Linked DNA regions of Homo sapiens: region 1 is linked to region 2. The links are chromatin contacts, found by Hi-C or POLR2A ChIA-PET in ENCODE. All regions are on one chromosome and are shown on one strand. Each heading gives the region's core, a stretch centred on a gene start or an enhancer-like site at or near the end of the contact. The rest is flanking DNA. Distances are from core to core; before and after follow the strand shown.

Region 1 (6,780 bases), core at 4,010-6,509, 48 kb after region 2:
GTACCTAGCTGAAGAGAAGGAAAGGCTACTCTTGATATTAATGATAAGAACCAAGACACACACTGCAGAGATAAGATCAGTAGGCTTTCAATGCCCTCCAATCAATTAAAAGATACAAGTGTACCAATTATATATGTATATATGTATGGAAAAATGTATTCGTATATTAAGACATAATCTCTTCCCTCAAGTGATCCCAAAGTTATTAAAGAAACCAAAGAAGTCAAACATATACATGTATATGTATATGTATACGTAGATGTAGATGTAGATGTATATGTATATGTATATGTATATGTATATGTATATGTATATGTATATGTATATGTATAGATAACAGCCAAGTCTTGTCTTTTACAAAACTAAGTTCCATGAGGCCAGGGACTAATTCTAACCTATTCAGTTTTACATCCAGCAAGTAATACTGTTAGTCCACTGTAAGCAATCAATAAATTATTCACTGAATGAACAAGGAATAAACAAACGTACAGACTGCAATAAAACATATGCAATAAAAGCAACAGCACGATTAAAAAATAATTTCCCATCAAATGATTTGTCAAAATTGTTCAAAATGTTAGCCATTTCTCAATTTCTACATTTCCCATATAACCTGTTACACTTATTTTGAAAATGGCCTAAAGCACAATACCTTCACACCATGAAAAGAGCAGAAGAAATTTACAACAGAGCATTTATTTATAATAGTCTGTAAAGTACAAATGAGCAGCATTGCCTGCCTTACCTTTTCAACAGGGAGAAGCGTTTGTAGCAGTCGAACTGCAAACAGGGAAATGCTGATAAAGGCCATTCTGTGGTGCACAAGCATCACCTCTGGCTGCTCCAAACTGATACTACTTTTATGGTAGCACATGGTTTCTCCAAGGGCTCCCAACACCAGGAGTAGTTTCTCCTTCTGAAAACATTTACACAACATGAAACAGAAGAAAACAACCAATTTTAGGGGCCAGTATACAAAAGCCATGGAGAACAGTTTAAAATATTATCATTTTCATTAAATAGGAAAACAAATCAAAACAGAATTTATTCCTGTGAGAATTACCAATGCCTGCTGACATAATTTAAAAAGCACAAAAGAATGATAAACCACCTACATTTTAAAAATACAATAATCTTTTAAGTATTTAATATGATGAATCTTAACAATGAATAAATACAAACAATAGAATATAAAAGGTAAATGAACCATAATTTCCTCCTAGTTTCTAGTGCCTAATTGTTCCAATTTGGAACGTTAACACGCAAACCCCTCGTCAAGTATTTCTTATGCTTACTATACGCCTAACACAGTGGCAGGCATAATGAAAGAACAATGCATTAGTACAAGAGACATGATGATCTCTGTCCTCAAATTGATACCAACATTTCTAAAGAAATGCATCAAGGAAAGTCAAATAATTAAAAAACAATTAAATATCAAATTTTATAAACTCTCTTTAGATAATAAGGTTTCAAGTGGAAAATGTTATGCCATCATAAATTTAAATAATTTACTACTTCAAGAGAAATCATATCTTTTAAACTAAAAGGTATACATTAAATATGAAGAAGAATCTATGCATAGTAGACTGTCTTGTAAGTCACATCAATATAGACAAAGTATATCCCAGATATACTGATATGCCCCCATAAACTAGCGGGTAAAAGGACACCCTCAGTAAGAAAGAAAAAAAAAACTGAAGTACTTAACTTTCAATTTTCCATTGAAAACATATGAAAAGAAGAATGAGAAATACCTGCAAACTAAGAACAAAAATCTAATATACCAGAATTTCTTCAATTCAAGGATGACTATACAGGGAACAACTAAAAGGTATGAGGCCCAAAAAGCACAAGTCGTTGGCAAGAATATGGAAAAAATGGAAGCCTTGTGCATTGCTGGTGGGAATGTAAAATGGTGCAGCCACTGTGGAAAATATAATGGGCAGTTCCTCAAAAAAACACAGAATTATCATATGATCCAGCAAATTCCACTTCTGGGAATATACCCAAAAGAACTGAAAGCAGGGTCTCCAAAAGAGATGTATACACACCCAGGTTAACAGCAGCACTATTCACAACAGCCAAAAGGTGGAAACAATGAAAGTGGCCACTGACCAATAAATGCAGAAACAAAATGTGGTATGTTGTATATACATGCAAGAAAAGGAGGCCGGACGCGATGGCTCACGCCTGTAATCCCAGCAGGATTGAACTTGAACCCAGGAGGCAGAGGTTGCAGTGAGCCAAGATCACACCACTGCTCTCAGGCCTTGGCGACAGAGCAAGACTCTGTCTCAAAGAAAAAAAGAAAAGGGTGTTGAGCATTCAAAAGGAATTAAATTCTGATACATGCTACAACATGGGTGAACCTTTAAAACATAAAATAAAATAAGCCAAATACAAAAGTAAAATAAGCCAGATACAAAAAGACAAATATAGATTCCACTTATATGAGGTACCAGGAGCTGGGGATAGGCAGAATGAGGGGTTATTGTTTAATGGGTACAGAGATTCCATTTGAGATGATGAAAAAGTTGCATAGATAATGATAATGGTTGTACAACAATGTCACTGCAGAAGTAAAAGGAAGACAAAATGATCTACATAAGCAAAACAAGGCAAAAACTTTTGAGAGTAGACCAAGCATAACTATACTATAAAAAGTTTAAATTTTCCTATAAATGAAACAATTTCATATTGAAGTAAAAAACAAAAATTAAAAATTTATATATAAATCCTTAACTGTCATGGGATTATAAGTAAAAAAAGAAAATAAAATTCTAAAAAAACTTTGTGAATAAAAGGTTAAAAGTTCAATGAGTAGTAGAATTAAAACAAAAATTCTAAGCAATATGAATAGTGAATAATTTAGGGCAAAATAAATTAGAGTAATTTTCTACTGATGACATGTTTAACAATAAAGACTCAATAAAAATGAGTCTGTGATCTGAATAAAACAGGACATCAACAAAACATGTTATTGATATGGACTTATAAATTTTAACTCAGTCTTTTTGAACATAATTAAAATTAATAGACATAAACTTTGAACACTGCAAAGAATATAACTTCTCCTTAAGTTTCCAAGAAACACTGACAAAAATTAACTTTAAACATACTTTACCACAAAGAAAACTTCAGTGTATATTTAAGGCTATATTTCTCTGATCCCCAAGAAATAAAACTAAAAAGCAATAAATATTTAAACCGAAAGTAGAACAATCCTTACAAAATTAAAACAGAAAAAGTAAAACGCCCTCATACAAACAACTACTGGTCTAGAGAAAACAAATTGGAAATACAGTGACAGTCTTATTATATTGACAGGCAATTAATTCCTCCATACAGTATTTCTCCATGAAAACAGTACTAGGAACAACATCTCTATTATTCAAGTCTATTTACTTGTGAAATTGTTTAAAATAATCTTGCTAATTCTAATGATGAATTGAGTACTTCTCAAAATATCATAAAAAGAAAATACTTTAGGAATGAGTTTTACAGTTCTATTTCCAACATTTCTTCTAAGCATAAAAAAAATGGCTTTTTGTATTGTTTTGTTTTGTTTTGTAGGAAAGGATTGAAAAACAATAGTAACTGGCCCACATTTTTTAATTCTTTGGGCTAAAGATGTTTAAGCAACAACCCTAAAGGAGTTGACGGTGGGGGAAAAGACCCGTCCTCACAGGATACTCATAGTTTTTACAACAGAAGGTACAAAATTGAAATACCAGGTTAGCAAAATGTCTTAAATATTACCAATAAAACAGATTTTATAGTGTAAACACAACTTACACACTACCTCTGCAATATACAATGGGTTGTGGATTCTACAAGGCACCTGGAGTAAGAAACTGCAGCAGGCTCTGCCCCTCACATGCTTCCAATGGACCTTCCACACTGCAGCCAGTCACGGTTCCTCCTGCCAGTCTCACAAGGCACTTCTCTGATTAAAAGCAATCTCATCATGCCTTCAGAGGAAAGGCAGGACTACTCAGCATCATGCCAAAAGACCCCTACCAGCAGACCCTCATTTATCCCACCAGTCTCTCTCCACTATTTGCACCTCACATTTCATGGTCTAGGTGCTTGTGTTCCATCTACTACCAGGCCTATCCTTTATCTCCGATCAGAACTATCCATGCCTCTTTGTCATGGCTCATGGTTCATTCTCACGCTCCGCCAGATTAAAAAAAAAAAATGCTATTTTATTTGCTTGGCCAAATCCTACCTATAATTTAAAACTCAGTTCATTCAGATCTACAAAAAGCCCTCACTGAGGCCGGGCACGGTGGCTCATGCCTCTAATCCCAGCACTTTGGGAGGCCAAGGCAGGAGGATCACTTGAGCCCAGGAGTTTGAGACCAGCTTGGCCAACATGGCAAAACCCAGTCTCTGCTAAAAATACAAAAATTAGCCAGGAGTGGTGCCTTGAGCCCAGGAGTTTGAGACCAGCCTGGCCAATCTGGCAAAACCCAGTCTCTGCTAAAAATACAAAAATTAGCCAGGAGTGGTGGTACATGCCTGTAATCCCAGCTACTTGGGAGGCTGAGGCACGAAAATTGCTTCAATCCAGGAGGCGGAGGTTGCAGTGAGTCAAGATCACGCCACTGCCCTCCAGCCTGGACAACAGAGTGAGACTCTGAGTCTGGGGAAGAGAAAAAAAAAAAAAAAAAGCCCTCACTGACATCCCAAGTTCATAGTTCATAGTGTTTTCAAAGCACCATTGGCAATAAAACATAATGGCTATAAATACAAAACCACAAGTGACCCTGAAAAATAAACTGTGCCTCAGTTATGGAGTTTGCAGGGTCATGATAATTAAATGACCTCATAAATAGTGCTTAGTGTCTGACATACAGTAAGTGCTATATTTAAACTATCTTAGTTTACGTGTTATTCCTTTATGCTTATCTCTATTTTACTAATGTCATATTAAAAGTATCTATCACCCATAGGCATAAAAAGCACTACATCTTATTTGATATCCCAAGTGCCTAGCATATATTAATAACGGGCAATCAAGAAATGTGAGTTAAAATAACTGTCTTTGGAATGGTGGCAGCAGCAGGGAAGGTCTATGTAATTAGAGATCCCACTACACCAGTTATCAATTCACAATCTGGTCCAAATATCCTTAATGAGCCCTTACTGGATACAAAGATCTTTAGTTTCTTTCACAATCCTCTTAGCCCCTCTTGAAGTCCTACCAACATTCTACAATTCTACCAACATGCCTTGATGTTGAAGTTACCAGTTCACAGCAGGTCAGATGGGAATTTAGAAGCAATGAGTCATAAAGATGAAAAGACTGCTTTCCAATGACTGCAATGACAGGAATGACACAGAAGAAATGCGGAAAAGAAACAGAATATAGACCTAAGAGTCTAGGTTATCTGGCAGGAGGTGAAAGCTACTTTCTCCTTGCATCTTGAACCTGACTTAGCATGTAAATAGGGAAAAAATAGACCTGATTTGATGATGGAGGACTAGGGGGAATGACATATGACATACTTTAGGTCAGCATAACTAATTTTGGTGAAAATATTTTTTCTTTTATTTACTTCGAGTAATATAAAAATATTCAATTAAGGGGGGAAATTGAAATTCCCTTCCATGCTGAGTTACAGGGTTCCAGACATGATTGATGTTACTGATATTAGTACTGTGTGGAAATACCTAGAGATTTGATTATATATCCTCAGGTACTTAATTTCTAAATTGATAGCAACATTTATTATTTTGTTCCTTTAATGACTCAACAAAAATACTGCTTCCGTCTTTCTTTTGAAAACTGGCAAAAGTATGAACATTAAGAAATTTTACTTGTTTGCTTCTTTTAAAATATAGCCAAAGAAAAGAGACATTTATTCTTTTTAAACAAGTAAAAGTAAATCAAATATAATTTGAAGTACTTCTGTTTTATTTAGCATTTGTAACATACCAACTGGCACTTGTACAACAGAATTAACCTTTAAAGTAAAAATAATTCATTGAATCATAAAGTACCAGCAGCCAAAAGTTAAAAGTGAATGACTAACTTTTACAGATAAATGTTCTGGCCAAGAAAATTTAAGTTAATTTAAGAAACAACTGATAAAGCATTCCTCACACTTCAAAGGAAAAATTTACTTGTTGAAAATCTTCAATATGTGAAAAATCTCCTAAAAGTACTACAAAATAGTGTGATAACCTTAAGGACTAAAGAAAAACCAAGATTCAGAACTATTATCAGAAAATGAAAGACTTGAAAATACACCCATTTTAAAATATGCAGTTTGTTTCTCTTTTTAAGAGGCTCGTGTTATGAAAAAAATAAAAGTTTGGGTTTCTTTCTTACATGGGTATTGTTATTATGTAAATATCTGTAATTTATTTTTTTATATTCAGACCTCTATTCACAAGGATTTCAGACAGCCTGTAACAATGTTTAATTAAATATAGACCGACTTACATCAAAATAGCATAAAGAGAAAAAAAACTGATAAACGTAAGAGTCAATATATATTTTTATGACTAATAAATTTTGATTCTACTGCCCTGACAAGGCAGCAAAAGGGAAGGGAGGAAGGGAGAGGGGAAGGAAGAAAGGGAGAGGAAGGAAGACCAGACATTAGGAATTCACATTAACAGAAGAGATAGAATGCCAAATCTTCAAGGAAGGCAAGGTTATCAGATGACAATTTCAAAATGAAAGATATTAAATGACAAATGATTTATGATATTTTGAAATGTTAAAAAAGATATGTTTTCCAGTTACATGGAGACATACTCTGG
Region 2 (7,183 bases), core at 4,684-7,183:
ATGGATAGAAATAAACATTCAATTTGTTTCATCCATGTCTTATCCTAATTATTTGCTTTTGTGAGGTAAAATTTTCTAAGAATAAATTGTTACAAGTTTATTAATAATCCCTTCAACAATGCAATAACTAAATTAAAAATTTCTCTTTGGCTATTATTACAGATGATAAAAATCCTGGAGTTTTTCTTTCTATGATAGCAGCAGTAAGGGCATAGACTCTTATCTTCAAAGGTTAGGAGATGAACACAATACAATGCAATCCAGGTCTTTGAAACTGGCAGCCTTGACCTTACACTGACCTGTTTAGTGCGGTGTGCCAAGCCAAGGACTTCAAGGTAACCCCACATGGACCAGGGCAACCCTTTAAAGACAATCTGTCATTCAGAAGATAAAAACTCATCCTGGTGACAGCAGCCCTAACTTCCCTGTGGGTTGCAGCCTGAACAATGGAATGGAGGCAGTCCTGCAGCCCACTAGCCATGTGTGTTATCTTCAGAGTGAGGATGTCCTCTGTAGATAACTTCAATGCATCTAAAATTCTAGACAAAAAGAAAAAAAATGAAGGAGGAACATAAAGCTATTTAAATAAAAGCTCACACTTATTTCTATTATAAACTCTCCCAAAAGCTGTTTTATCTTCATTTTCTTTTAACAAAAGGTTGACTTACAGCCAGAAGAAAAACTGATACATATCTGTCAATATTAGGATTTTACATTGGCATCCCAAATGTTTATATTGACTTTTCCTCCTTATAAAAATTTTTATTCACTTAAGACAGACAGATTAGAATATTAAGATATTCAAAAGTAATCACCATCACACTAATGATAACACTCATGCATATACTTACTGAGATTTTGTTCTAATCCAGGACCCTTTTCCTAGTGATTCATATCTACGAACAAATCAGACTTTAACCTCTAAAACAGTACAGAGTAAAATGCTTTTTCATTTAAAGTTTTCCCATATGATAGATTGTTAAAAGTAATAAACACATGTAATATTTAAAAGAAAGTAAAAATTATAACTGTTAAAAAGCAGAATCAGATGATACCAAGGGAAAAAGCTACTGGACCTAAGGAAAAAGTAAAACTTAACTAATTAATTACAATTAATTAATTGCAAATGCTTTTTAAACTAATATAAGAGCTTACTCTTGCGTTTTAGTTTCAGAGTTCATTTGCTTCAACAGATTATCACTCCCATGATACCATGACAGGTTCCAAGCTATTCTCAGCATATCTGACACCGGCTTCAAGGCCAAACAATCAGCAGATAAGGGCAAAACTATGGAGTAAGGACTCACAGCATGGTGTCCAATTACATGAACAGGTAGATGGTACCTAAAGAAAATGTGTACAAATAATTACAAACTTTCAAATTCTTAAATGCTACTCAAAAAGATGAGCCACAAATGAGGGCTAGTTCAATGCCTCCCAACCCACAATAATGCAAAGGTTTCTCTTAGTCCCTATTTTAAACAATTATCATAATTTATACAGTATTTCAATTATTCTTTTCATCTCCTCTAAACTCCCCAGAACACTTAAATCCTTTCTTGAGGACTTACCACATTCTATGCTATATTAGAGTTGTTGTGGAGATAACTAATGCTCCTTGAAGTCAGGGACCATGAATACAGTGAACCAAACATAAAAGGTGTTCAGCTAAAACACTGATATTTACTTTATGCCAAACACTGCTTATTTTGTATCATTCATTCACAGTTACATGGTATGGCACTATGATACCTATTTTACAAATGATCAAAAATGAGGCTTAAAGCTGATAAATGAATTGCCTATGATCATAGAGGTCACTAAATGACTGAATTCCAGCTTATTGTTTTCACTTGAGAACATGGTTTCATCATCAATAAATTCAACAAGAACCAAGAAATATGTTTAGAAATAAAAACAGATTCAATAGCAGTATCTTTTAAACCAAAGTTAATTTTGTTCTACCGTAAAGACACATGCATGTGTATTTTGTCTCAAGTTTTTCCTTTAACATGGTGAAATAATCTAACATGCATGTAAATTTGCATCCTAAAAGGAACAAAAAGAAATTTTAAAACTCCTAAAATGTATATGGAACAAAACATGGTCCTAAATAGCCAAAACAATCCCGAGCAAAAAGAACAAAGAGGGAGGTATCACACTGCCTAACTCTGAATTATGCTACAAAGCTATAGTAACCAAAACAGCATGATACTAGCATAAAAACAGACACACAGACCAATAAAACAGAATAAAGAATGCACAAATAAATACACACATTTGGTCAATTTTCAACAAAAGCACCGAGAACATAATTTGGGGAAAGAACAGTCTCTTCAATGAATGGTACTCAGAAAACTGGATATCCATATGCAGAAAAATGAAACTAGATCTCTATCTCTCGCCACATATGAAAATCAAATCAAAATGAATTAAAGACTTAATGTAAGACCTGCAACTATGAAACTACTAGAAGAAAACATTAGAGAAATGCTTCAGGACATTAGCCTGGGCAAAGATTTATTAAGTAAGACCTCAAAAACACAGGCAAGCAAAGCAAAAATAAGTAAATGGGATCATATCAAGCTAAAAAGCTTCTGCATAGCAAAGGAAACAGTCAACAAAGTGAAGAGACCACCTATGGAATGAGAGAAAACACTTGCAAACTATTCAACTGGCAAGAGATTAACCATCAAAATATATAAGGAACTCAAACAACTTAACAGCAAAATAATAATAATAATAATCCAATTAAAAGCTGGGCAAAAGATCTGAATAGAAACTTCTTAAAAGACATACAAATGACCAACAGGTATATGAAAAAATTCTCAACATTACCAATCATCAGAGAAATGCAAATCAAAACCACAATGAGATATCTCACCCCAGTTAAAAAGGCTTTTATCAACAAGACAAAAAAAAATAACAGATGCTGGCAAAGATGTGGAGGAAGGAGAATGCTCACACACTGTTAGTGGGAATGTAAATTAGTAGAGTCATTATTGGAAACAGTATGGAGTTCCTCAAAAAACTAAAAACAGAACCTACATATGATCCAACAATCCCACTGCTGGGTATATATCCAAAAGAAAGGAAATTGGTATGTCAAAGAGATATATGCACTCCCATGTTTATTGTAGCACTATTCACAATAACCAAGATATGGAATCTACCTAAGTGTCCATCAATAGATGAATGGATTTTTTAAAATGTGGTATAAATACACAATGGAGTATCATTCAGATGTAAAAAAGAATGAAATCCTGTCACTTGAAACAACATGGATGGAACTGGAAGTCATTACGTTAACTGAAATAATCCAGGCACAGAAAAACAAACATCACATGTTCTCCTTTATATGTGGGAGCTAAAAAAAAAAAAAAATGATCTCATGGAGATAAAGAGTAGAATGATGATTACCACAGGCTGTAAAGGATGGTGGGGAAGGGGGGAATTAAGAAGGGATGGCTAATGGGTACATAAAAATTTAGATAGAAGGAATAAGATCTAGTGTTCAGTAGCACAATAGGGTAAAAATAGTTAACAGTAATTTGTTGTATATTTCAAAATAACTAGAAGAGCAGATCTGAAATGTTCCTAACACAGAGAATCAATAAATGTTAGAGGTAATGGACATCCTAATTACTCTGATTTGATCATTATACATTGTATGCTTATATCAAAATATCACATGTACTCCATAAATATGTACTATTATATACCCATAAAAATAAAATAAACTCCCCCAAATAAATAAGCAAGCAAGCAAAGTGCTGTGGGATATAGCTGAAGGAACTCCTAAGAGAATGGGGAACACAGTTCCTTCAAAGAAGCAACAATAAAACTGACAGCCAATGTTCCTACAAAAAAATGGACTCCAACTGCCAACCTAGAATTCTATACCTAGTGATAACATTTTTTAAAACAGAAAGAATTTTTAGATTAAAAAAAAAAAAAACCTGACAGAAATCATTGCTAATATAAGTGCACTACATTAAATAATAAAAAACTCTTAAAAAAACAAATTCTCAGATGGAGGCAGAAAAACCAAAAAAGCAATAAAAAGTAACAGAAACGACCACGGTATACAAATCTAAATGACTATTTACTGCATAAAATAATTATAATAACATCTTATAGAATTTAAAATATGTATAGAATTTAAATACCTGACAATAAAAGAAAAAAAAAAGAAGAGCAAATAAATGGAATTAATGTGTTCTAAGGTCCTTGCATTGTCTGGGATGTGGTAAAAATACTAGTTCACAGTCAAGGAAGTAAATTATAATCTCTATATTATAAAAGAATAATCATCTGTATAAAATATATAGAAATAATGTATATAGAAGAATACTTAGCTGGGCACAGTGACTCATGCCTGTAATCCCAACACTTTTGGGAGGCTGAGGTGGGAGAATTGCTTGAAGCCAGGAGTTCAAGACTAGCCTGGGCAACAAAGCAAGATCCCAATCGCTACAAATAAATAAATAAATAAAATACTTAATGTATATGTAACTACAAGTTAACAGCTGGAAAACATGGACTAATTTTAAAAATTAATCAAGAAAAGCCAGAGAGGAAAAAGAAAGAAAAAAACCACATTGGACAAATAGAAAATAGCAAGCTAATAATCTGTATCCAAAAATATTAGTAATTATAGTAAATGTAAAATGCATTAAAATATTCCATTAAAACTGTAAATAATGTCAGATTGGACAAAAAAACTCAACTATATACTTCTTAAAAAAAAAAAGTACATTTAAGGACACAGAACAGCTAAAACTACAAGGATGGAAAAATACATATCATGCTAACCACTAACCAAATAAAAGCTGGGGAAGCTACAGTCATAAGAGATCGAGTGAATTCTATATGATGAAGCACTGCTAGAGATAAAGAAATAATTTCATAATGATAGAGACAACCCACCAGCATGTTTACAAACTAAATTACATGGCCTCAAAATACATTGTCAGCCAGAATGACAATGTCATAGTGGAGATTTTAACATGCCTCTCTGCTACCTGAAAGAACTTCACACACATATAATAAAGTAGACACAGGGAAGATCTGAACACTATCAATAAACCTGATATATTTTGAGACTTATAGAACAGTATATCCAACAACTACTACATATACATTATTATTTTCAAGTACACATGGAACATTTTAAAAAGCTGACCATATGCTGGGCCATAAAGTAAAATTCAACAAACTCTAAAGAATTAAAATCATAGAAAATATTTTCTAATGTCAATATTTAGCTAAATATTAATAATAAAATAACTAGAAAACCTAATAAACTAAATCTTCACTAGTTACCCCCAATAACTCTAAACAACCCTTGCATCAATAAAAAAAAATCACAAAACACTTAGAAAATATTTTGAACTAAATAATAAAATATGGCATATCAAATTCGTGGAATATACCAAAAGCCATACTTAGAAACATTGATAGCTTTAAATGAAAGGGCGGCTAATAATCAATGGCCAATCCTCCAGTAAGTTAGAAAATGAACAGAAAATTAAGTTTGAAAAACACAGAAGGAAGAAAATAATAAAAAGCAAAGAGTAATACATCAGGACCACTTTGAGATACACTATACATCCATCAGATGGGCAACAATTTTTTAAATGCCAACATTACTGTGAGTAAAAGAGTAATAAAACCCTTTCTCCTCTTTACGGACAAACATGATATTGAGGTAACTCTCTGTCCCTTTACCCAGTAAAATCAGATAGATATGGAATGTCAAGAATTTACTAAGCTGCTTTGCTTATGATGAAAATGACTCCCCACATCTGGACTGAGACATCTAGGAATAAACTATAAATGCATGATGGGATGTCACAGCTCTGAGCAATCTTGAGTGCTGTGGCTCTTATAAGCAACCTGGAAACTATGCCTACAGCACACTTACTAGAGAACATATTTTCTATTTGGGACATGAGGCTTCCAAGCCAAGACAGCTCCCAGCACCCACAAATGTGATCTCATTCTAAGCATGACTACTGCAGTCGTGTGAGTTTCATTATTTAGCCAAACTAAACACCATTAAGACTGGTAATGCAAATACCAAAGGCTAGTGAGGATGTGGGGCAGCTAGTACTTTTCCACTGATGGTAGGAATGTAAATCAGCACAACAACTTCGTAATACTGTCTGGTAACATCTACTAAAGCTAAACATAAATATCCTATATTCCAACAATGACACGTGTTCAAGAATGTTCTTAGCAGTCATTTCTTCATAATAGCCCAAAACAGAAAACAAATTAAACATCCACAAATAGAATGGTAAATAAAAGTGTTGTATATTCTTAGACAGAATACTACATAGAATAAAAATGAACCAACTATTGATTGCTTCATGCAGCAACATGGACAAATCTCTCCAAGTTGAGCAAAAAGCAATATAATAATGCACTCTATTTATAAAGTTCAAAAACTAGCAAAAATAATGTACAGCAATAGAAATTAAAATAGGATTACATTTTGGGGTGGTAGAAGGTAATGAGAAAGCACAAAAAGGGTTTCCGGTCTGTCAGTAATATTCTATGTCAATCTGTGTGAGATAAATAAGTACGTTTACTCAGAAAAATTCAAGGGCTGTACCCTTATGACTTGTATGCTTTATGTACGATATATGTCAATAAAAACAATTTACTTTTTACAAAAGTCTAAAGAGACATGAAAACCAAATACAATGCAGAACCTTAACTGGTTATTGCATTCTGAAAAAATATACACAAAAGATACTTGGAGATAACTGGAGAAACCACACCATGTTATAGAATTATTTTTAATCTTGTTAGATGGGATCATATTGTAGCAGTTATGTAGAATAATGTCCTTAACTTAAGGATGTGCATGCTGGAATATATAGGAAAGGAGTGAATTTATGTCTGAAACTTATTTCCAATTGGTGGGTGAGGGAGAATTAAATATAAATAAAAATATATATTAGGAGAGAGAAAGCAAAGAGACTCATATGTAAATAATTGATGACTCTAGGCTGAACGACATACAAGTATGCACCGTATAGCTTTCAACTTTCCTGTAAATTTGAACGGTATCAAAATAAAAAATTGGTGGTGGGGAGATATACTTACTGAAATCTTCAAAGCACCATTGTGAAGGAACCATGAAAGCCCAAGTTATGGGATTTAAATGCTAAAT

What was found. A loop is a pair of places that touch in the nucleus more often than their neighbours do. ChIA-PET counts read pairs that join two places held with the same protein, here RNA polymerase II (POLR2A). Pooled maps may share reads with other maps.
Region 1: a map of aorta shows a loop between it and region 2 (4-fold over the local background). The contact joins two enhancer-like sites. A Hi-C loop is called at or near these places in 6 of 168 maps with a recorded cell type or tissue (CD4-positive, alpha-beta memory T cell, GM12878, aorta and 2 more), 5 of 37 single-sample maps with no recorded cell type and 6 of 50 pooled maps. POLR2A ChIA-PET finds 5 or more read pairs at or near these places in 2 of 52 experiments (IMR-90 and RWPE1).

Annotation. Positions count from the first base shown.
Region 1 is chr18:70,175,930-70,182,709 of GRCh38, forward strand. RTTN (rotatin) reads right to left here. Exons shown (of 49, transcript NM_173630.4): 11 at 746-916. Among named protein-coding and RNA genes, the nearest start is that of RTTN, 26 kb to the right of the region's middle. Within about 2 kb of position 5,260, at least 3 of the 41 ENCODE cell types and tissues checked have a DNase peak (open chromatin) inside an H3K27ac peak, as active enhancers do.
Region 2 is chr18:70,127,203-70,134,385 of GRCh38, forward strand. It overlaps RTTN (rotatin), which reads right to left. Exons shown (of 49, transcript NM_173630.4): 24 at 1,156-1,344; 25 at 300-539. Among named protein-coding and RNA genes, the nearest start is that of RTTN, 75 kb to the right of the region's middle. Within about 2 kb of position 5,934, at least 2 of the 41 ENCODE cell types and tissues checked have a DNase peak (open chromatin) inside an H3K27ac peak, as active enhancers do.